Regions from separate parts of the Mus musculus genome. Here regions 2 and 3 are each linked to region 1. A link is a loop called in an ENCODE intact Hi-C map of the cell type or tissue named here. Cell type or tissue: heart. All regions are shown on one strand.

Region 1 (8,000 bases):
AAGGGCCCTGGGAGTAGACAGTAGTTCTCTGCTCACTCTAGAATTTCCCCTTTCCAGAAAGGGGAGCACTTTGCTGTTGACCACAGGCTATGTGCAGCAGGTAGAAAGTAGGGACTTTTATGTTGGTTCTTGTTGAAATTTCAGACAGGTGGATCATCGTGAGTTGACTCCCATTTATCTTGAGGAAAGTCACTGACGCCTAGGAGCAGATGTGAATTTGCCATAGTCACTGTGTTTCCTGCCCTGCTCACTAGGGTTGTAAGTCTGCAGACTACAAAGCTTTAGTACTGGGTTTGATAGGGTCTCCTGTGCTGGGACTGTGTGTAAAATGGGGAGAAAAGAGCAGGCTCACACCACATTCTCTTCTTTTCTCATTATGAGGCCAACATGGCTCCTAAGGGGAAGGGAATTCCATGGAGGTTTCCAGGGAGGTCTGGATGCTATTTTGCCGATTCAATAGTTTGTATTAATGACTTGGTTATTTTAAAGAAAGGGATGAGCCCATCTGCAGATGGCACCCAACTCAAACCAAATGCTGAGATCACTGATCCATGGATGGTATTCTGGGGGATGAGTAGGTTCTCATGTTCTTTGGCCTGATGCCTTGGTGTCAATATAATTAGCAACAACAAACTATGTATATCAAATTAGTAACTTGTATGTGTTTAGCACAAGAGGTGGTTTCCCTGGCTGGATCTGTACTCACTGTGTATTTCAACCAAATCACCACACAAATTGTCAACAAGTACAACTACGTGTTGATCAAAAAGGCAAGTCCACAGACAGAGCCTGCACTGGAGCACGAGTGAAGAGGCTGCCTGTTGATTGCGTGAAGCATCTGCAGCAAGGCAACTCTGAGCAGGCAATGCTTCTTCAAGTTCAGTCTCATCACGTGGCGACAGCTTTGTTTGTCTTCTCAGAGAAACACAAGAACCCAAACAGAAGTGTGCCAAGGCTTCCTTGTACCACTTCACCAAACTAATGGCAATAATGACAATGGTAACTAAAGAGTCCTATCTAAAATGACCTAGACTATGTAAAGGGGACTGGCATCAACACAGCAGACTGAAGCTGAGCATAAGTAGTACAGTGGCTGTGGAACTGAAGGCATCAGGACTATACTCAGAGCATCAAGTCGCATGGAAGCTTTTCTCTCACGACAAACTCCCAAAAGCATGTGTTAGTGAGAGTTCGATTAAGCAGGCACATTGGAAAATAAAAAAATAAAAAGATCTCATCTCAATGTTTATATATACAAAAGGATTTCATGCCAATAAGAGTATTGATACATTAGTTCTGAACTCTCTTAAGGAATGAATTTGAAGTTGGAAGGAATGAAAAGGAAATAGAATTTAGATGGCCTTAGACGCCTTTGTGTAGCAATTTCCCCTCAATGAATCTAGGTGACCAGGGCACCAAAGACGTCTTTGTGTGGCTTGCTGGCTTTCCTTCTTATGACTGACATGTGGTGAGCACTGAGTGTAGGAGAGGTTCACTGAAATTCGTTCATTTATGTCAGCTACAGAACATTGATTTTCTTAATAAAGAGATGCAGTTCAGATATGCCATGAGGTCACAGCTGGGGAAGAAGGAGCTGCCAGGCTACCAGAGCTCATGAGGAAGACTTGGGACCATTTTCCACTTCCCAGCAGGCGAGTATTCAGAAAGGACAGCTGGTGCTAAGGTTAAAGGTATGAGACCTCATAATGTATTCTCCAAAGACAATGCTATTGGGTAGAATCATTGCCAGGAAGACCAAGGTTAGCTCATGATAGCCTTTCAGGGTCCTCTGAGGGGCAGGGACTCTCACTCCCTCCTGGGTGGCTTCTGAATCTGTGTGTACCAGGCTGGTACATTCACCCACTGAATACTAAGTATTGTGGGTAGATGTTCATATCCAGTGAGCTAACTGAGGGCAGAGACCATGCTGTAAATGTTGTATCTTCTTTACCTGTTCTTAGCTTGTCACAGCTTACTATCTGAGTAAGTCTTAGTGAAGAAAGGCCTCTATGTGGATCTCCCCCAAAGAATGGGTTCTAGTATGATTTATGGAGAGATTTGGGATCTTTACATTTCTCTGCATTGGCTAAATATAACATCAAGATTTACTTCTCGGGAGCTGTGTCTTCTCGCTTCTACTTCTGCAGATTTGAATGTTAATGATAATTGCTAGCACTTATTTTGTGTGTGGCACACTGGAACTCTCCTCAACACTTGCCTATCTTATCATCTAAGCTGCTTTTATAGATAAGGAAGCTTCGATTGGCAGAGGCAATGTAACCCTACCACAGGAAGGGAGTCAGGATATGACTGGGCCAGATTTTGATCCCTGGTCTATTTGACATATGCATCATACCCATTCTATGATGTATGAAACAGTGTATTTTTTGGGGGAAGGGTACTTTTTCAGAGACTTAATTTCAAGGAAGACACCTAGAGTCTCTTAGAACTAAAAGGGTTGCGTTTATTTAAGAGAAGTTAGGCTTTGTGGAATCTTACTCAAATATTAGGCTTCATACTTGAAGATGATGTTTTCTCTAATAGTGGTTTTTTTAAAGCCCATAGTTTTCTTAGTTTGGTTTCTGCTGCTGAAAATTTTAAAGGCCGACTTGGAGTGGGGAAGGAGGGCGTGTTTGCTTTATGTATCCCAAGTCACAGTCCATTGAAAGGGTTCGAGGTAGGATCCCAACACAGGAACCTGCAGGCAGAAACTGAAGCAGAAGCCATAGATAAGGGCTGCTGGCTCATTGAGCCTGTTTTCTTATGCACCCAGGACCACAAGCCTAGAGGAAGGTTCCCTAGAGTGAGCTGGGTCCATCCACAGCAACCATCAATGAAGAAAAGGCTTCCCAGACTTGCCTCCAGATCAGTCTGTTGGAGGCCCTTTCTCAACTGAGGTTTCCTCTTCTCAGATGACTCCAGCTATGTCAAACTGCCAAAAAAAATAACCAGGAGAATAGGCTTAGGGAACAACTGGTGGAGCTGGACTGTCAAGAATTATGGAGAGAGTAATAGACACTTCCCCCGTTTTCTGCATCCCGGTTACCATGCCAATAGGCAGTAGAGGGTAGAGAAGAGTGTAAGCTAGCTGTGATAGAGGAACGAGGAAGGGAAACTCTTGGCCCTTTTACTTTAGGGCTGAGAGGACTTTTGCGTGCCTCTAGAGCTGTTCGGTTGGCTTGGGCATCACTTCAGAGTCCCTTGGTTTCTGGGGCACTTCAGAGACCAGCAAACACAAAGAAGTCAGGGATTCTGGTTCTAGGCTGCTTCAAAGTTCAAGCTTAGGGCTGTCTCACTGTGCTCAACAACTAAGCTGGCAAGTCCTCAGGGAAGACACTAGCTTCACAGTATTACACATGCGCAGGGAATTGCTGGTGATTTTCACGAAAGCCTGGGATTGTTATCAATGGTAGGGTCCATCAGTGGAACGTTTATGACTTCTGTCTATCTATACCCAGAAGAATATTATTTGGTCATTAAGACTTGTTGACTTCTTAACTTTGCAGTATTGTGAATGAGTCTGGAGGGCATAGCTAAGGGAAACAAGACAGGCCCAGAAAGACAAATACCACAGGGATGACCTCACCCGTTTGAGAAATCAAAACAAGCTGATGTCATACGTGTAGACTGGGAAAGTGGTAATCAGACAGTGCAGAGAGGAGGCGAAGGAAGGGAGAGTCTGGCCTATGCCTAACTGGGTAAAAGGAAGACGGTCTGTCTGTCACTATAAGCACAACTGTATAACTATGGTGAGTATTGCTCTGTGTATTTCCAAACACCTTCCACAAGAGAAGAATTTAAGTGTTCTCACAATAAAAGATTATAAATGGCTGAGGTAATTTAGATATGATAAAATACCATACTGATTATTACACAAAATGTTCTTTTTTATTTTTAATTTTTATTTATTTATATTTTTCAAAATATTCTTATATCTAACGCCTATTGTGCCTAAAAATATGTATACCTATTACATGTCAAGCAAAAATACAATAACAACGTTTAGAAAAAAATGTCAGCACTGGATATTTGTCTGACATTTGTCAGTTGCTCGGGTCTGACAGATGGATGTGGGCAGGAAGCTCTGGGACCTCAACAGACGCTGACCATCAGTGGGTGTTGGTGACCATTCCTCCCAGTTCCTGAGAAGACGGTCACCTTGTCCTTGTGAAGATCAAACTGAAATATCTATGTTCCTGCATCATGGAATACAGTTGAGCCTAAGGGACAGAGTTGTCAGGAAAGGGAGAATACAATGGCCACCTGTTATTCTTATTCGGGGGTGTGGGAATCCGACTAGCCAGTCAAAGGTTTCTTTCTGTCTTCAGAGACACGTTTGTCTGCAAGGGCAGAGATGAAAGGCACTTGTTACAAACCCTTCTTCTCCCTCATGCTGGGAGAGAGACAAAATGTCCACCTACTGCCATCTGGTGGTCATAGTTTGCACTGCAGCTTGAGTTAGCCTCTTCACTTAGAAAAGGGTCCGCTATATAGAAAAGCAACAATGAATAAACATGGTTTCTGGCCTTGAGGAACAATCAGTCCAGTAGACTTAATTGGCATGCTAGCATTTAAAGTAAAATGTGCAAGGTGTTATCAAGACGTAGCATGGGGAAGAATACCTTTGAGTTGAGTCTTGAAGCATCCTTTGTCACTTTGTCACTTTGACAAAAAGGAGGAGGCTTGTTCTACATACAGAGCACACCCCTTTGCTAGGTTAGCACCCGACTTGTTGATAAGGGATATGGGAAAGAAGGGACAGGAACGAACTGAGACAAAGGTAGGATCAGACCCCAGGATCCTTGAAATGCCTAACCAAGGAGACAGGTCTGCTCTAGAGCATTAAGCCAGAATATAATGGGGTCAGAGTTTGCTGATAAAAGGCAGACCTCCATTGTCTGCACATAAGCTTTCCAAGTATTCATCAGTGGAAGTCATTATTTGAAATACATAGAAACATCATGGTTATGACTGAAGACAGAGTTTGTAGGTCAAAAGTCATTTCAACACCATGTCCCACATGATTGGTGCATGCCAACACTTTTTGACAGGCCAAATGGCTCAATAGAGCCACATTTAATAACCCCTGCTGCAGGAGAGGTTCTAACCTAATATGATCAACACCTTTGTGGTTTTAGAGCCCACTGTACTGTCCAGCCTACAGTAGGCTACTTATAAATCAGGTCTGAGATAGTAGTCCCCTGTTCTAGACCTGTTCTAAACATTTAGTTTCATGGTCATCCCAATTTTATTGGTCAGTTTCCAAACAGGACCTAGATCCCTCATCCCTAGCTTCTAGTTTTATTTTGTGAGAGAAAGGTTGGTATTAGCCATCTCTCTAGTCTCTACTAAGCATCTTTTGTCTGCCACCCCATGTATCAACCCACATTAGGTGTCTCCAACCTACTTGTCATCCCCAACCCACAGATTGCCTGATGCAGTTATGAGAAGCATCACCTCACATCTCACAGCGGCATTCGGTCTACGAACCACACTTTATACTCAAACTTCACTTTGTACTCAAGAACTTTCCGCTATATGGCTGCAGGACCCCGATTTGTGACAGAGTGCGGCTGGCTGCATGGCATTGCCTTCGGTGAGAAATTTCAGACCAATAATTGACCAAGCGTGAGTGGCCTCCTGATGGGCAAAGACGATTCCATTCCCCAATGCCATTTCTGGTGCCAACCGCAGATTCCCACCCACCAAGCAGTATTTCCTGTGATTCGCCCTCTTGTTCCTTGTCTTTACTCACGCTTTGCCCACTCTATCTGCACGGCAGGGTCAGTTTGCTCTCACTCTCCCACATAACTTCGCTGTTTCAAGGCTGTGTCCGGAACTGCCTCCTTCTCACCATCTGGCCACTATCTGCCATGCCTTCCCACCCGGCCCCCACCTTTCCTTGGAAGCCTTCACGCAAAGATGCTAACTCACTCAGTGACTTTTCCCACAGTGCTCAGTGTGTTCCCTGTGGCCGGATAACTACTTCCACAATGAATCTTCCTTAGGCTCATTGTTATTTCCCTGAGAGCTCCTAGACCCGACTTCTTTTATATGGCTGCTGCCAAGTTCAATAAACATTAAGCAAGTGAATATCACACTCTATAGCTAATGCTTTTGGGCTGTTCTAGCCTTCATTAAAGGAAATGGAAATGTACCACAGCCGCTTGCTTTTGATGACTAGAGGCAAGGCAGTGGAACAGGAGACTCTTACTCACTTCAGTCAGTGGCAGAACTCTTCATTTCATGCTCGCTTCCCCTCAGCAAACTCTAGAGCAAGAGAACCATGGTGCTCCCCCATGTCCTCAGCCACAGTGCATGACCAATTGTCTAATCAATGGATTGTCACTTATAAGGATCCATTTGAACATGGATGACATTTGGGATCTATAAAGATGCTTCAAAGTCAGGTGGTTACACATTTTTTTTTCCTTCCTGGAATCATTTCAAGTGGGAATCGGGGCTCCTCCCCTCTTGCTGCAGTTGCTCACCTCTCTCTGAAGCTCACTAAGGACAGATGAAGATGGGAATAGAGAGATGGAGAATGCTACGTCATCTCTAGATACCCTTGCCTGTCCCAGGGAAGTGCTGGGACTTAAGACCTCACTCATTCCATCTTGAAGAGTAAGTAAGGCTTGACTTGATTTTCTAGAAATATCCATTTCTGACAGTGCCTTGAATTTCTTTTTAATTGATTTGATCTCAAGTATTCCTTTCCCATTCCCTTTCCTGTTTGTTTTTAAAAGAACAAAACAAAATACTCACAAAGCCACAAACCCAAAACAAAAATGAACAAGCAAACCCCCAAAAAAGCAAAGGAAGAAAAAAAGAGTCCCAAACTTTGACCAATAACTAAAATTGCTCAGTAATTTTCAACCAGTAATAATTGAGTGCTGGTTTACATTCTTTTGATGATGCAATTCACATGGCACATATATCAGAGTGCATGATCCCCATGCTATGTGTTTTTGGAGCTTCAATAGACTGACACCATTTATAGATACAGAACACTGGAATAGTAAGAATAACCCAGCTTCGGAGACCCCAGCAAGTGAGGAGACTGAGCTGAGAGCCCAGCTACAGACTTCTAACTTCAGCAGCAGATTATGCAGTTAAGTGTCTGAGACACACTTCAGAGATACAAATCAGACCCCAACTACGCTACAACCAAAGGCTTTGGAATAGGTTATAACGTTGTCTTTGGTTACCCATGGTGGTAAGTTAATTTGGCTGTGTGTGATAGAGAAACCCATTGAACTTGAGTAATGGACGGTTTGTTCCTAGGACACATGTATATAGGAATAGGTCCTTTCATCTTTACTGGGAGCCAAATTAGCTTTACACATCAGGTCTCCCAAATGCAGGAGTAAAATCTAGCAGCAACAGCTGTCCTAAGTGCCATCTGGTGTCTGGGATGGAGGGGCTAGAGCACAGGCTCCTATTCTTTCTGTAAAACTGTTATTATTTATTATTATTATTATTATTATTATTATTATTATTATTTTGTTTTCTCTGTGCATATGATATATGTGGGAGCACATGTCTCCACGGCACACATGTGAGAGTCAGAGGACAACTTTGTGGGTTCTGTTCACTTTCTCCACCTTGTTTGGGTTTGGGGGTCAGGCTTGGGTCACCATACCCACAGAACCAGTCAGAGGCCAAGCTCTTACCCTGTGTTTCATCCTCAGCATGAGTGACTCTGTCAGTGTCTGCTTCTCTTAGGATCTATCCTTTTCTCTCTGTACCTGCGAGTGGCATCATCTACTTTGTGTTAAGTGATCTAGAGAGATGTAATTTGATTGTTATGGTTGACTTCTGTGAATCCCTAATTGTCAAGCTTTTCTTCAAGTCAAACCACAGTTGCTGAGTACCCTGTCTCGGCAATATTGGCACAGGGGCATTGTCTTTAGTAATTTCTTTTAGCAATTAATGTAGCCGTTTCTTTCATTTTTAGAAGATTTATTTTATTTTATATTAATTGTGTGTATGTATGCAGG
Region 2 (8,000 bases), 370 kb before region 1:
GATGAACAGGCAGTGCAGCTGTGGGGCTGGAATAGATACTTTATCCAAGGATGTTTAGGCATGAAGTTAGTTAGATATTTTCTGCAACTTACTTTCCTCTTCTTTAGAGTAAGAATAATGGTAGTATGCCCATGTAAGGGTACCATGAATTAGAAAGGAGTTAATACAAGAGCCTCAAAAAATGTTGGCAATTCATGAAGCTAGGTCTATGACCTGCAAAAGGCTGCAGGTCCTTGTTGATATTCCTAGTTGCCTATGGTTATCTAGTAGGATCTTGTTTCTGCCTAGTAGACATGAACTATAAGGAGTCAAGGTGACTATGGCCCTTACGATCCCAGGGTATTGGGTTACAGAAGCTGCCACTCAGAGTAATACACACCCTGTCCCATTATTTACTTTCTTTCCTTCTGGTCCTGTAGTTTGAACACATGATCCTAGTATATATTAAGCAAATGCTCTATCACTGAGCTATACCTAATCCTAAAATTTTATGCTAGATTATAGTCTGTTACTGTTTAAATGTTAATATGTTCTTTAAAATCTAATCTGATACACACACACACACACACACACACACACACACACACTGTAGCTTTATAGAACAGACAGTGAGAAGCAGGTTCTTAAGGAACTCCCAACCATACAGTATATGGTGCCATTAAGTGATGTAGATATGTTCAAACTAAGTGCAGACTCAGAGGCAGTGCTGACTGGACTCTAGTCTCTTATATGATGTCAAGTGTGTGGAATGAGACTTGGCTTCAAGATCACCAGAAATCAGAACTAGAACCATGGGGAACGGTCAGGGTGGAGTTGCAGTAGTGGCTCCATGGAGAACAAAATGGTCTAGCAGCCTCAGTGCTCTGGAAACAGCTGACCTTCCCATCAGTGAGGGCCAGCTACAGAAGAGTCTGAATTTAGATATGAAGTCTGAATGTAGACAAGATACACACACACTAACTGATGTACTGACTCTTCCAGGGACGGAGGCTTTCCTGAATTGTTCTGTTCAGTAGATTGTGCTTTTCAACCCCAGTATCCTGAATCCTGCTCCTACCTGTATATGATTAGAGACAGTGCCCAGGCCCCTTCATCAAGCATATGAGTTTCCCTCCATTGCCTTCTCAGGAGCCTTAGCTGTCTGCTCAGTTGACTCTGGGAGATTCCCGCTATGTGCAGGGGAGATCTTGGTGGGCTTGCTACTTAATTCAGCAAAGGCAGTAATGCTATGTCTCTTGCTACTGCAGGATAAATCAGCTGTCTCCCTCATCTTGACTTCATTGGACAGGTCTAAGAATTCCTCTGTAACAAGCAACCCCTTATCTTCTAGGCCGTTGTGCCCGCTGTGGGGAAAATGTTGTTGGAGAAGGAACAGGATGTACTGCCATGGATCAGGTCTTCCACGTGGATTGCTTCACCTGCATTGTCTGTGATGTCAAGCTCCGAGGGCAGCCTTTCTATGCCGTGGAGAAGAAGGCATACTGCGAGCCCTGCTACATTGTAAGTTGCCACATTAGGTCTTCATCTGCTCTGTCTTATTTGACCAAATACAAGTCACTCCATATAAATGTCACCATCAGTTCTTTGACGTTCAAAAGATGTGTACACATGTAAATTGACATACTGTATTTTTTTCTATATAATTACAGTTCACATGAGGTCAAAAATTGTGTTAGGAGGGGGCTGCCTTTCAACCAAAGGTCAGCCAGAAAGCTGTCTTGCCTGTGTTTTTTATCCATGTATATAGGAACAGTATGTTCTCTGTCATGTATATGAAGGATTCCTGTTCTCAGAGTCATACAGTCTTATCATGCATTTGAAATCTCAGTATTTTAGGAAAGACTTAGCAGGTGGCAGAATTTGTCAATGGCCTTCTAAACTTCTGGACTAATTATCTCTGCAGAATCATTTTACCTCCCTAATCCCCCAGGTTGTCTATGGTGTAGAGAAACTCTTTATTATAAAGTATTAAAGAGAATTGCATTCTAATTCTGACTGAGCTAGAAATGGTTTTCTGTTTTAAAGAACAAAGCTATTTTTGAATAGCAAAACTTAGTGACTAAAAATAAATAACATTTCCTTAGCATTTTATATGGCTATTTAATCTATTTAGCTACCTTCTGATAGAGTAGATTACTTAATAAGAAAACTTTATACCCAAAGTAAATTCCTTTACTGTCATTCTGGTTTTGATCTATCTGTTGAACATATCCATGGAAAAGTAGTACTTTTTACAAACCTAAAAATTAGTCACAGTTGCACCCTCTGTCAAGGCATTTCAACAGCAAAGAAACCTTGAGAATAAGGGACTCAGAAATTTGTAGATCTCCAGAGTTTAATTTTATTGGAATTTCTGCCTTGGTTGATGTCTTAGTATTACTGCTACTGTGATGAAAAACCATGATCAAAGGCAGCTTTTTTAGGAAACAGTTCATACTTCCAGGTAGCAGTCCATCACTGATGAAAATGAGGGAAAGGCCATAGAAGGATGCTGCTTGGTGGCTTGCTCTCCATGGCTCCCTCAGCCTGATTTACTATAGAACATAGGACCACCAGCCCAAGGATGAGCTGAGCTCTTCCCCATTGACCACTAATGAAGAAAATGCCTTACAGACTTGCCTACAGCCAGATCTATGATGGCGCTTTCTTCATTGACGTTCCCTCCTTTCCAGTGACTCCAGCTTGTCTCAAGTTAACATAAAATTAAGCCAGCACAGTTGGTAACAAAATTCTGAAAACTCAAGTTCATTGAAACCCAAGGATGTGTGGCACAAAGAACAGTTCTCCACGACTGACATTTCTACGTTTCATCTCTTGGTTTCCATCTTACTTTGTTTTCCTTCCAGGAACAACTTAAACACATGTGGCAGCATTATAATCCCATCAGCTAAAGCAGGTGGGAGAGAAAGGAACTGTTTTCAGGTCACTCGCCTAACTGCTCTCTTTAGAAGTGAGACTAGAGACACAGGCGTAGGGTGGCTTCTGGTTACCATCAGTCAGAGTCACATTTCTTCCTTGTCCTGCGACTTGGGCAGTGCTGCATGTCACTAGCTGTTCAGACTGTAACGATAAGCATAGCAGTGCCCTGTCTATCTGGAAGCAGCAGCATCTACAATAAGAAAAAGTCTAGTCAGCAAAACCTCACCTCTTACATCATTCTACTCTTCAAGTACCACCCTGTGAAATCATTGTTGAAAAGAGGAAGGCCTTTTATAATTCTGACCTCTTTTAAGTGGGCTGCACTTTCTAGCGACTCAGGACAGCCTTGTGCAATCGTTTATTGCTGCAAGTTTTGGCAGCCAAGTCAGCAAAGCCTCGTCCAGCCATCTAGCTCTCGTCTAGCAGGGAGCAGTAACCTTTTTATAGCTCCTGTTTGGTCCCTTTTTACTGTGCCACTGATCATTGCTACTGTAACAATGCTTCTGTGGAAGGCATCTTAAGCTGTTTATTTTTATGCTTTGTAAGCAAAGGTCTTACATAAAATACTGGGAAACTGTAGCAGCATGCAAAGAACGTGAGTTTGAATAGAATTCAGTCAAAGCTTTCTGTCGTGGGCAAGTTACTTGCTCTTTCCAAGCCCTGGTTTTTCTTTCTCATCTATATACTGGACATAATGGGATATTTTTCCATCAGCTCCCTGAGGATGAAATGAGGCAACCCTTGTAAGCACCCTTAGTCTACTGAGGAAAAGCTATTCTACAAATGTTGCATCTGTACTTAGTAGTTAGGTTTGGGGACCTGTTCACCATTCCGTATGTGTGCAGTGAGACTCAGACTCACTTAGCTCAAGGAAGCTGGTTTGCTTCTTGGATATACCTATCTTCCATTTTTTTGTTAATGTTTGCTTACCTCGGTGCACAACAAAGCTTCAGTTTCATGTTTTTAGTCATTTTCTATAGTGTGGCAGATTCTATTATCCAGACTCTATTATATGATCCTTGAGATTGCTTAAGTCGCTGGCTCCCTCTGTTCAGGTTGTGTGTCATAGCACTCTGCACTTCAAGCAACGCAGAGTATGTGGGAAATATTTAATCATACACATGGAAGAGCTGAGTGAATTCAAATAATAGAGAACCTTACTATCCTTTCTGTGTTTTCTCCCCCTCATAAGACCCTGTCATTGAGGTCCTTGACTTAATGGCCTCCTTTCATAGCTACCCAGAAAGGTTGAAATCTTCTCAGACTTCAGTTCCATTTTACCTAAAGGCCCTCTCTGTTCAGAATCGATTCCAGGATGCAGCCTGGACCTCGTGCCCTTGACCGAGGTATCGGCACTTCCAACTCCTTCTAAACTTTCACAGTTCTGATAAGCTGCATCAGAACTTCAGAGGGAAACAGAGAGTGTGAATTAGAACAAGCTGCATGGCAGGTGGACTTAGTACAGGCGGTGCTAGGATTGCTTGTCTCTCCAGGAGCTAAAGTTCTAGAGCAGAAGACCCTGCTCGTGGGATCCAGCTTCGTATCACACGGCTCGACACAGGTGTCCCAAAGACATTGTGAATAAGACAAGACAAGCAAGTCCCTGGGTGCCAGTCCATGGGACTCTTTTCTTTCTGTTCTTGTGTTTGGTTTGTTGTTACTTAATTGATGGAATAAGATATAATAAGAATAGCAAAGGCAATGGCTTAGTTAATTATTTCTCTGTAAGCACCAACCACTCATGCTTGACTATTGATCCAGGAGTAAGGCCTCCCACCTGTAAAACAAAACTTAAATTTCCTTCTGAATTGGTTATTGATAAGCCTAAAATCATATCTAAATGTAATATTGTATACCCTGACATTCAGTGCCCAGTAATCTCATCATATTTGGTTAATCACATTAGTTCTTTCCTATGGTCTCTTGAGCTCTTATTCTTTGTGTATCTGCATCTACAGTTAAACAGATTTGATTCAGTGTGGTGGTATAGCTCTCTTCACATGTATTTTACCTGTTTTCTGTCAAGTACCTGATATGAATATATGCACACCATACTTCAGTGGCAATCTTCACTTTTAGCCTCTCATCTACTTAGATTTATAGTATGTTTATGAACTACCTTTTAAAGCAAAAGTATATTTTCCATTCCTTTATCATTATATTATGCTTAAAGAAAATTGAGTGAAAATTTTATATCTTTATTTAAAATAAAGTACAATAAAATAAAAATAAAATAAAAAATAAATAAAATACTTTTAAAATAAAAGTAAAATAAACTAAATTTACAATTAAATTAAAATTTAAAAGTAACATAATTTTTAAAATGTAGTTTATTGTTTTGCTTAGGGTTTCCATTGCTATAAAATGACACCATGACCAAGCCCACTCTTATAAAGGACATTTAATTGGGGCTGGCTTACACTTTCAGAGGTGCAGTCCATTATCATCATGGTGGGAAGCATGGTGGCATCCAGGCAGGCATGACACTGGGGAAGGAGCTGAGAATTCTACATCTTGTTCTGAAGGCAAACATGAGGGGACTGTCTCACACATGGCTAGGAGGGGGGTTTCAAAGCCCACCCCACACTGATACACTTCCTCCAACAAGGCCACACCTCCTGAATAGTGCCACTCCTTGGGCCAAGCATATTCAAACCATCACAATTATCAACTCAAATTATCAACATCAGTAATTCTAGGACATTGCCTGCTGTTCTTAGTTTTGACCTAGAACACGTGATCCTCCTGCCCCAGTTTCATAGAATATACCACCACACCTAACACTTTAAAATATTTCTTTAGAAAACTGTTTCTGGTTGACAAGCCTGTTGCAATCAGTGAGTTCATATATTAAACGATATGTTATTCCCTGTTAGATTTATTTAGATTCATCTGGGTCAATGTAATAAGTATATTATGTCCTAGTTATTTTAACTGATGCTTATATCAGTAGTAGTAAATGATCTTGTAAATGACTCGTTTCGATTATGCTTATAGTTTTGAATAAATAAAAAGATTAAAATTAAGAGCACTTAAGTTTATTAGGAAGTAAAATGATTTAAATAGAATCTATCTACCTTGGTCCTATCTGTCTGGTTATAATGTTGGGTACATCATTTGCCTCCAAGTACCAGGGTGTTTTTGTTTATAAAGTTAAAATTCCCTAATGTCATAGATAAGGAATGAGCAAGTGTGTTATTTTTGTATCATGAAACTATTGGATTAATCTGCTGAGTGACCTTATTGTGATACGATGGAGAAGCTGTAGCCCACAATGGGCATGTTTCAGCTGCTGTTGCTATAGAAATATTGAAAGTAATTGGCTTGATAGGAGGAACACAGGGTACATGGGAGATGAGTGCTTTGCTTACAGTCATTTGTGGTTTTAGGTATGAAGGGCATCAACAAGGCCTTCAGCTTGTTTGAAACTTCTCTGGTTGAGGCAAGCTTCCTTCTGAGTGTTAATGTAACAAAGGAGCACTTGCTTTCTTCTTGGCAGTGTAAAGGAGCCTAGGCCTTGGGACATACACATCAGACGTCCTCAGGCAGAGTCTGTTTATGAAACGGTGATCCAGGATCCTCCACTGGGTCAGGGCTTTTGGACAGAGTAGCTGGAAAAGAGAGGCAGGCATTTTTATTAGAATTGATATCCTACTGACTAGCAGACCTCTGAAAGTAGCAAGCCAGTCTCCTGGGAGACTAACTTGAAAGTACCAGAACCTGGCACATTAATAACCAGCACATTAGCAGCCTTTTGCTCTCTTATGGCACTAAATGGTGAAGTTAAAGCAGTCTAGATTTTCAACTCCATTAAGATGTAGTTTTCTTGTACCTCTGCAGGAAAGCTGTCCTTTTATGTACTAACGTTTGTCCTAATGGAATGTTTTAAAAGCAGGGCCCTGCGTGGGTGTTGGAAAAGGAACCAAAGAGTTGGGACAGAGTCTGAAAAATCCACATGAGCATTGCTCTCCCTAATCGCCCACCTCTGCTCTCATCAGCATGATGCTGCTTCTGCCTCCCTCGGTCTCCTACTGCACACACCACCTACACACTTAAACACATCCATTCCTGCTGTCTTACTGTCACCCCACCAGCACTCTCCCAATAAGGAAAAGGGTTCGAGAATGAGAAACATTGTTTTAAAAAACACTCTCCAATGAGGTTGAGTGTATGAACCTGGGTGTAATCACCCTCATTCCTGACCTTCCATATGGCACACCATGTCTGTTGGAGCTGTGATAGGCAAGGGGAGAGTATTAGGCCTGGTTACAAATGAGGCTTTGATATGGTCAAAGGAAAAGGCAAAATGAAAACCAGAAAGCTTTCTTCTGACCTGGTGTCCTTATTTGTTATTTTATTTATTTATCTTATTTATTTTATTCGCTTTATTTATTTACCATGCTGTTACCCTGAAAACTTACATTCATCCTTTTGAAAACACCAGAATGCTGCCAGTAACTGGCCACTCACTTTAAAGTCACAGAAGCTTTCTGGTCCCAAGATTTCATTTGATAGCAACCACTGACTGAATTGTGCCTTCTAGCATTATAGACAACGGGTAAAAAGCCATGACACCTGGTCTTCCCTTCAGTATCTACAAATCATGGAGTCTCAAAACAAAAAGAATGCATTTATGTTTAGAGTTAAGTGTAGTCATAGTGATAAATGCCATCTGCCCAATAGTATAAGTGTATTTTTTAGTGGTTTTCTTTGTCTGTTGGTCTGAAAGGAGCCGTGGAGATATTGGTTCTGCTCCTTTTACTGTCATTTCCAGTAGCAAGAAACTGAGACTTGTACAACTCTGGTGTGATGAGCTTTGTTTTTATCTTATATTTTATTTTGTTGTTCTTTTTTTTAATGAAGGAAGGAAGGAAAACCTAAATGACTGGTTTTTCTCTATTGCCTTCTCTAGGTGGGGTCTGGGATTTTTGTGGATTTGTTTGTTCATTTTTTAGATTTAATTCAAGCTGGATTTAGGGATATATAACCTTGTCTTATTTTAGAGAAATGTTGGGATCAAAATTGTCTTTTTAATGGTAGCGATTCTTTTAAAAATTAATATCTTTTAATATACAGTCATT
Region 3 (8,000 bases), 350 kb before region 1:
GGCGTAGAGTGAGCCCAAGCCAGCTCCTGCATTGGAATGTAGAGCATAGCAGAGTTAGCTGTGTTCTAGCAGAGCACTTGGGATACTGAGAAGGGTCAGACAAACAACAAAGTAAGGCAGCGCTCTCTGACTTAAGCTCCAGAGATCCAGGCCCTGCAAAGAGATCAGAGAAAAGTACAAGCCCTGCCCTGGGGCCACGGGAAAGCTGACCAGCGTCAGAGAACCCCAGGATGGGCTGCATTGGACCATTTGGCCTGGGCCTAGAAAACCAGCTTATTATTCAATATTTTCAGGAAATAATAACTTGGTTCCCAATTGCTGCTGGATGGTATTAAGTAGAGAGGAGAAAAAGTTTCTTCCCACCCTCTGAAGGAGTAACACTTGCATCCATGAAGTATACTCAGAGTTGACAGATAACCAGGAGAAAGTTGAAGTTTATTAAGTACATGGGAATAGCCCAAGACAGGAAAGTGACTACCCAAGGAAACTCCTTTACCCGTCTCTTAGAGGATGAACAAGCTACTAAAGAGTAATTACTAAAGAGTAATGAACTCTTAGAAAAATAGAGCCTAGCCTATGGTCAGCTGTGGGGCTCTGTTCAATTCCAGTCTCTATTCCTTTGATAATGTTTGTATTCCCTGGTTAGTGAGATTCCCAGGGAAGCAACCCATGACAGTTGTCTTCCTTTTGGACTTAGTCAAATAAACTAACCAGAAGAAGATGGACCTGCACTTTAGAGAGAAAGAAGGAGGTGGACACTGTGGCCTTTAAGTGTCCAGTCTCTTTCTTCTACTCAAAGTCTACAGCATATCAAAGGATCATAATTTGGGACATTATTTCCTAAGGCCCATCCCTGGCAGCTTGTTCCCTGTCTATGTTAATTATATACCCTTGAACACATAACCAATATCTCAGTATAGTAATATCTTATACTTGAATTCATGTACCCAAAGTATGTTCAAAGTTGTTTTTCCTTTGATATGTATAGCAATCCCATGAAGCAGGTGTTTTCTAGGATAGATGTGTAAGAACCAAGGCCCTGTGAAAATACCCAATAGCTCATCACTGAGGATGGGGCTTTGATGTTCATTGTCTGACTGGGAGTCCACTTTTCTCATCTTTGTAGCCTAGTTGCCTGCCTAAATGGCCCAATCCATAAAGTCCACCTATTGTAAATCCTAATGTCCCAATCTGTGAAGTACACCTTACTAAGCACCTTCTGTACTCTAGATTTTTAAAAGAAACCACAATCTTTGTTAAATGTGGTTAATAGACCATCAATTGGATAGTAGAAATTAAAATTCAATACCATATGCGCATAAACTGTCTTCAGAGCTGGGCAGTGGGTAGGGATATGGAAGAATGTGGGGATGAGTTTTTGCAGTTGATCTAAGCATGACAGAGTCTGCCAAGGGTACCTGTGTTTCCATGTTCTTTGTCTCCACATTACCTGGGGCCATGTGCAGGAGCTTAACCTCTGCTGACCTTCCTTTCAGAGCAGCTGGAGATGCAGTGATCGTCCCTCTAACTTCCAAATCTCTGTGGAGATTTTCTCTTGACCCTTGAGCATAGCACAAGATAATTTAGGTTTCGATGTTAAGGCTTTAAGATTATTTGTAAGGAAAATAAATAACTTTATGATAGTTATACTTCCCAGTGGCCTCCACCTGAAGGATGGGATCTCAATAGCATGTAGTGGCTAAGAACATCTCTTCCGCCTACTTTAAGGAAATCTGTCCTTAAGAGAAGTTGAGATTGATTTTGTCAATTTTACAAGGTTGGAACTCTACCAGGAAACCACATTCTAGGTCACTTTATTTTGGTCATTTGGAACTATAAGGATGTTTCATAGCTCTTTTCTATACTTATCCATGTTCTGAACTCTTTCTAGCAGGCATTTTGAGCAAATGTTTTCCAAAAACATGAGTGGCAAGTTCTTTGCATCTGAAGAGATTATAAGGTGTGGTGGGTCTAATTCTGGGTTAAGTTGGAGATCCAAGATATTCTCTCTAGCAGAAGCCCCCTGTTAGACTTAGCCTCAGCATCTGTGCAAATGTGTAAATGAATAAAACAGGTTTGCATTACCAACCACCAAAACATACATACATGTGCCCACACAGACATGAGAACACATGCATGCAGAAGCCAAGCCAACTGGGAAATAGTTATCTGCCTTGAGGGGAATCTAAAACCTAGCTCATCATAAAAGCATATTTTTTTAAAAAGTACAGGCAAATGTATAAACAGACACTACAGCACTAATTTATCAACCAAGCAAGTTTAAGTGGGACAAGATAAAAAGAAACTGTAATTTAAATTTTTTTCTGTATGGTACTTGTGTGTAAGTGTGTGTGTGTGTGTGTGTGTGTGTGTGTGTGTGTGTGTGTAGGAATGTATTGAATTTGAAAGTAATTTATGGAAAGTGCTGCTACCATGGTATTTCAAATGCTCCACAATTTGAATTTAAACGACTCAATGGGATCATTAAGATTATTATGCATGTTTTCCAAAGACTTTCAAATGACAATTTTAAAAAATGGATGCCCTTTAAAAACCAAAGAATGTTATTGCACTTGTATAGATTGATGCAGCTTGAAGTAATTGCCACCGCCCCTTCTGAGCAAGTACCTGATGATAGCTGTTCGAGAGACATAGGTATTAGCGAGGTGCCAAGCTGCACACGCATCTGTTGATAAGTAAAACCGGATTATAGAGCAGACTTTATGGACAAAGACTTATTTCATTTAGTAAAACTGACAGTATAAAACTGTGAAAGGATAGAGTGTTCAGCATCAGTGTGAATTCATGCCGGGCTCAAGCCCAGAGATTGTGATAGCAGAGGCTCCCAGAGTGAACTCCAAAAGGAAGGCTCCCTCAAACCCAGTACTTCTGGCCTTTGCTCCCTTTGTATGGGTGGGTCGCCTTCCACTGTTTGCCTCTTACCCAGTGAACAACATACCAGGGTAGGAGGGATATTTAAGCATTTTTCAAAAGGAAGGGTGGTTGTTTGGTTTGCTTTTGCCAATAAACTTATTATTTTAATTTAAAAAGTTGTAATTCTGATCTTTGGAAATATGCTCGTCCTTTAGTTGTCTGGATTTTGGGTTTTTTAGACAGTGTCTCACTGTGTAGCCCAGCGTTAGGTTATTGTAGCCTAATAGCCACATCTGCCTTGAACTTATGTACCAAACACACTGTACAGCAATACAGAGGAACACGGTTGTTCCTTTCCACACTGTTAGAATTTTATTGACTTTGCAAACAACATCAGTTTCCTAGGCTGCAATTTACAAAGCAGTCTCAATTTCCCATGATAGCTAGCAGTTGGCAAACACAGTTCTTTTATTCCGATCATAATTACTAATATTAACTCCCGGATCACACGTTACACTTCCTACAGTAATTATATGTATATCGGAAGGTTACAGAATGACTACTAAAAGGTTAAAGAGGCTGCCGAGTTCAAAGAGGTCTTGATGGGAGCAGAGGTGGAGGGCTGATCCTGATTCAGAGAGTCACTGCAGGTGGTTAGATGAGCTACTGAGGAATCCAGTTGAAGAATTATTGAAGGTTCAGAGCCTGGCAGCAGTAGTATCCCACATGATCCTGACCCCTCTGCTGCTGAAGAAGCTCAGTTGGTCGAGTGCTTGCTCAGCACTGTAGTGGCATGTAAGCCTAGAATCCCAGGATTTGGGAGGTGGAGGCAGAGGGTTAAGAAGTTCCAGGTTATCTTCAGCTGTAAATGAGCTCAAGACCACCTTGGCACATACATGACCCTTTAAAGCTGGAAGAAAAATCTGATAACTCGTCTCTTCATTCAAGTGGAATCAATCTGAATACAGACCCTGCTGCTTCCTATTGTGTAAGATGAACTGATAGAGACTAAGGTCCTTCAGATTTCTGCAAGTATTTCTTCCTATTAAGGGAGGCTGATAAAAAAAAAGTGGTTCTAATTTTGTTAGGTTGTCACAAATACTACATGAGTTCATTTGTGTTAAGCGGCCAGCACAGTGTCCCCCTCCTGATTGGGCCCCTGTAATACTGACTGTCATTATTGACTTTAACCCTGGAAACACCTATCACATCACATATTTTATAGCAAGTAGATTATAAGTATACTGTGAGCATTTGTCTCATGTTGACATCCTTTGCTTTTCCCTCCTGTTCCACTCTCCTGGCAGTACTTCAACCTGGATGAATGCACTACTTGTCTTTTGCTTGCCAAAGCAGCTGACTATTGTGAGAGAAAACCATGCAGCCAGGCATGGTGATGTCATTGTACATTCTGACCAACCTAGAGCTGGGCCTCAGTCCACTCTGCATTCCTACTTTCTGCTCCCAAGCAGTTCATAAATCTCACATTCTTACCCAGTTTCTATCTGCCTCATCCCTACTCCTTTCTTAAGGGATGCTTTTGCTTCATTCTTCATAGTGACGATGGAAACTTCAAGAAGAAACTCCCTTAGCTACTATCTTAGTTGGTGCTGTGAAGAGACACCATGACCATGGCAACTCTTAACAAAGAAAGCACTTAACTGGGGCTGGCTTATAGTTTCAGAGTCCACACAAGTATATGTCCACACGCAAGTAAGTGAACACAAGCAGAGCTGGTCATATCTGGGCGAGACTGACAACTTGTCTCAACATATTATACTGGCTTTGACACTGCACTAAAGTTAAGTCTTTTTCCCAGCAAGATAAAGGGCAGATAGCCTTCAGCTCCCATGAGTCAGTAGTAGTCAGACTAGCCAACTTTTAATTATTTTAAATGATATTTGAATATTTAAAATACAAATGTTTCCTTTGACTACAGAAATAAGTTAATATGGTATAAACAAAAGTGAACTTAAAAATCATTTCCTGTCTTCTTACCCCACAGGCCATAACATTTCCTGCCACCTCTTTGATGCTAAATACATTGAAGCCTTTTAATCTTTTTTTAAATTTTTTTGAGAAGCTCATACATGTGCATACATGTATGTATAAATACTGTATTTACATTTCCATACCTTTTTCTGTCTTTTTTAATCCCCTATGTTCTCTTCCCATTCTCTCTCAAATTTATGATGTTTTCTACTCAAATTATTATTACACACACACACACACACACACACACACACTCACACGCTGCTGAATCTATTTGGCGTTGTGTACACACACACACCAATCTGTTAAAAAATGGACACTTCATCTTCCCTCTGGGACTGAACAAATCTTTTCCCTTCACAGAACATGCAACCTTTCCTATTGTATCCTCACCTCTAGCCAAGAACTCCTAAAAATTAGAAAATTCTGGAGATCTTAGTCTCCCAGTACCCTATGTGATAGCCTCCTCTTTGCCCCCATCAAAATATCTAAAAGTCTCTATTTCAATTGCCTATTTATTTTCCAGGTACCCAATCAGTAATGAACTTCCCCTGGGGCAGAAGGACTCCAATTTGTTTTGTATTCTTTGGGCCATAGTTGGGTCAAGCCTGGGACGTTCGGCATAGCAGGCAAGCACTCACACCTGAGTTCAGTTTCTCAGTGCTTTTTTACCAAGGGGCAGGAAGTGAGAAGTTCTGAATGAATATGAGGTCTGAATGAATATGAGGCAAAGAACTAGGATTGATCCTTCCTCTCTCTCTCTCTCTCTCTCTCTCTCTCTCTCTCGGATTGCTATGTGGTAAGTTGTTGTGTGCTTGTTAAGTGTTTCCACAACCGTGCTACATGAAATTGCATTTCCGATCCTCTTAGTCATTTCCTACGAATGTTGCCAAAATTATTTTCAGTTTGCTTTTACATTCTCTCCATCTCCCCCACATTGTGTAGACTAGAATAAAACAATGTCTAACTAACACTGACTGGTTTGTGAGGACTGGGGTTGATTGGGGTAGGAGGGAGAGAAGGGAAGTTAGGCTAAGAGTAATTAAGAATATATATGTATATATGTATATATGTATCTGTATACACACACATACATACAAATGTACATGCATACACACACACACACATATGAAATTCTTAAGGAACAAATTTAATAAAGGATTGTTTAAACTCCCCTCCCTTTTTGGTATGAGGCTAGCTGCTCATAAAGAAAACAAAACTAAAGAATAGAAGTGAATCATGATGTGGGGAAAGTCCAGGGACTGTAAGTGACGTGTGCCTCTAGTGCCTCTGGTGGGCACAGGTCCACATCTCAAACAGCCCAGCTGTTGTAGCCGTTAGCTTCTCTTGAGGGGCTGGCTGACAGAAGGAAATTGATGTTGCTTTTGAGGGAGGAACAGAGCAGCAAATGTAAAGATAATCAGGCCTTCCTCCACCCTAGTGAGAAAAACTGAGGCCGACCCCTAGGTGATGTAGCTACTCACTTCACTGCTGTGCAGAAGCACAGGTAACCAGCAGCCTGCCCCGCTGAGGCCCATGTTTTCCTTTGTGGCATGTGTGTGGCATTCATTATTCAATAGGATATTCATATTCGGGCTCTCTTGGAAGCCACCCCACTCCTGTGCAGAGGCAGCTTTTCTGCCTCTCTGTCCAGTCACCAAGAGAACCTTTGGGAAGCTGCATCCTCATGTGCAGATCAGTATGGCAGATACTGGGCACAGCTGGAACCTTCATGAACTCACATGCCTTTACCTACCAGGGACTTTATTTTTATTCTTGTCTTATGTGGTAGATTTACAAAGTGTATAATTTCCCTTGCAGGACAGGAGACAGTTATTTCTGTCCTTCCTCTCTTCCTTCCTTCCTTCCTTCCTTCCTTCCTTCCTTCCTTCCTTCCTTCCTTCCTTTCTTCTTTTTTATGGTTATATTTGGTGCTGGTTTCTATAGGTATTGTTTTGTTTCTTTTGGTTCTCTTTTGTTTTGTTTTTTGAGACAGGGTTTCATTATGTAGCCCAGGCTTCTACATAACACTCAATTCTTTTGTCTCTGCCTGGTATGCATTAGCACTACAGGTATGTACCACCATGCCCAGCCAGGAGTCCTTTTCTTAGCTGACATCCAGGTGGCCTTTCTTAGAGATTTCTCATGAACCTCTGGCTGAGACCATATGAGTAATGGGCAGAAGTCACAAGAAAGGATAGCATCGTTCAGGAAATAAAATGAGCCTGGTTTTAAGAAGTGTTTTGGCAACATTGCCTTGTATCCTCTGCTACAGTACTTACACATGGGTGCTTCGCATTGGTAGTTGGCAGTTCTCAATGTGTGTTCAGTGTTTCTGACCTCTGGCTGTATTAGAATTAACATGGGAATTTTCATTTTTTAATTCTCGTACCGAGGTCTATATCCTTGATCAATTGAACCAGACTTTCAAGTTTGAGGCCTGACATTGACAGTTTAGCATTGTTTTGAATCACATAACAATAAAATATCGTATAAAAACTTTGGGGTGGGGAGGCCTAGGTTGATTGAGGGTCTAATTTAAAGTGAATGATCAGCAGAGTTTGAATGACTCAGGTACTGTCTTCTGCCACTGTCTTGCTCTCAATTTATATTTTGTTGGGCTCAGTAGGACAAGGAGGGAGCAAAGAAAAGAAAGCAACCTTTTCCGAATGCATTTTCATGTGCTAACCAAGGATTTTTTTTAAGAAAAAAAGCCCCAGCACAAAGGAGAAAAGTGACAGAAATTAGTCTATGCAGTGAAGGAAGGACTGCTGCACCAGAAATCAGAGCCTTAGGCTGGTGCTGATCTGGCCATGACCTTTACATTGAAGGGAACTCAATAAACATCAAGGCCAGGCCCAGGGCTCAGTAGTTTAAAGTGCTTGCTTCACAAGGCTATTGCCCTCATGCCTGGAGCCCATGGTGAAGGTGAGAGCAGATGCCCAAAATTATCCTCTGACCACCATACACACATAGTGGTGGTAGTGTGTGTGTGTGTCTGTGTGTGTGTGTGTGTATAAGCACACCAATACTAGTTAAATTAATGACAACATATTACATCTATATGTTTTTGATGTTATGTTATATTATTATTGCATATTTAAAAACTTAGTGCTTTAATACAATAGTTATTT

What was found. A loop is a pair of places that touch in the nucleus more often than their neighbours do. Peaks named below come from ENCODE experiments on the same cell type or tissue, not always from the same donor. Only the 100,000 strongest peaks of a DNase experiment are listed, where the experiment ranks them.
Region 2: a loop joins it to region 1, with 2.6 times the contacts of the local background. A loop is called at or near these places in 4 of 42 quality-filtered maps.
Region 3: it touches region 1 in a loop (2.4-fold over the local background); 4 of 42 quality-filtered maps call a loop at or near these places.

The regions. Positions count from the first base shown.
Region 1 is chr16:25,259,530-25,267,529 of GRCm38, forward strand. No RefSeq gene overlaps it. Among named protein-coding and RNA genes, the nearest start is that of Tprg, 23 kb to the right of the region's middle. In heart, a CTCF peak has its summit at 4,441 (motif pointing left); DNase peaks (open chromatin) are centred at 3,592 and 4,402; H3K27ac peaks cover 313 bases.
Region 2 is chr16:24,888,460-24,896,459 of GRCm38, forward strand. It overlaps Lpp (LIM domain containing preferred translocation partner in lipoma), which reads left to right. Exons shown (of 13, transcript NM_178665.5): 10 at 1,331-1,500. Among named protein-coding and RNA genes, the nearest start is that of Gm22672, 8.3 kb to the left of the region's middle. In heart, no CTCF peak of the experiment used is centred here; a DNase peak (open chromatin) is centred at 3,282.
Region 3 is chr16:24,904,870-24,912,869 of GRCm38, forward strand. All of the region lies in intron 10 of Lpp (LIM domain containing preferred translocation partner in lipoma), which reads left to right. Among named protein-coding and RNA genes, the nearest start is that of Gm22672, 25 kb to the left of the region's middle. In heart, a CTCF peak has its summit at 6,173; a DNase peak (open chromatin) is centred at 4,222.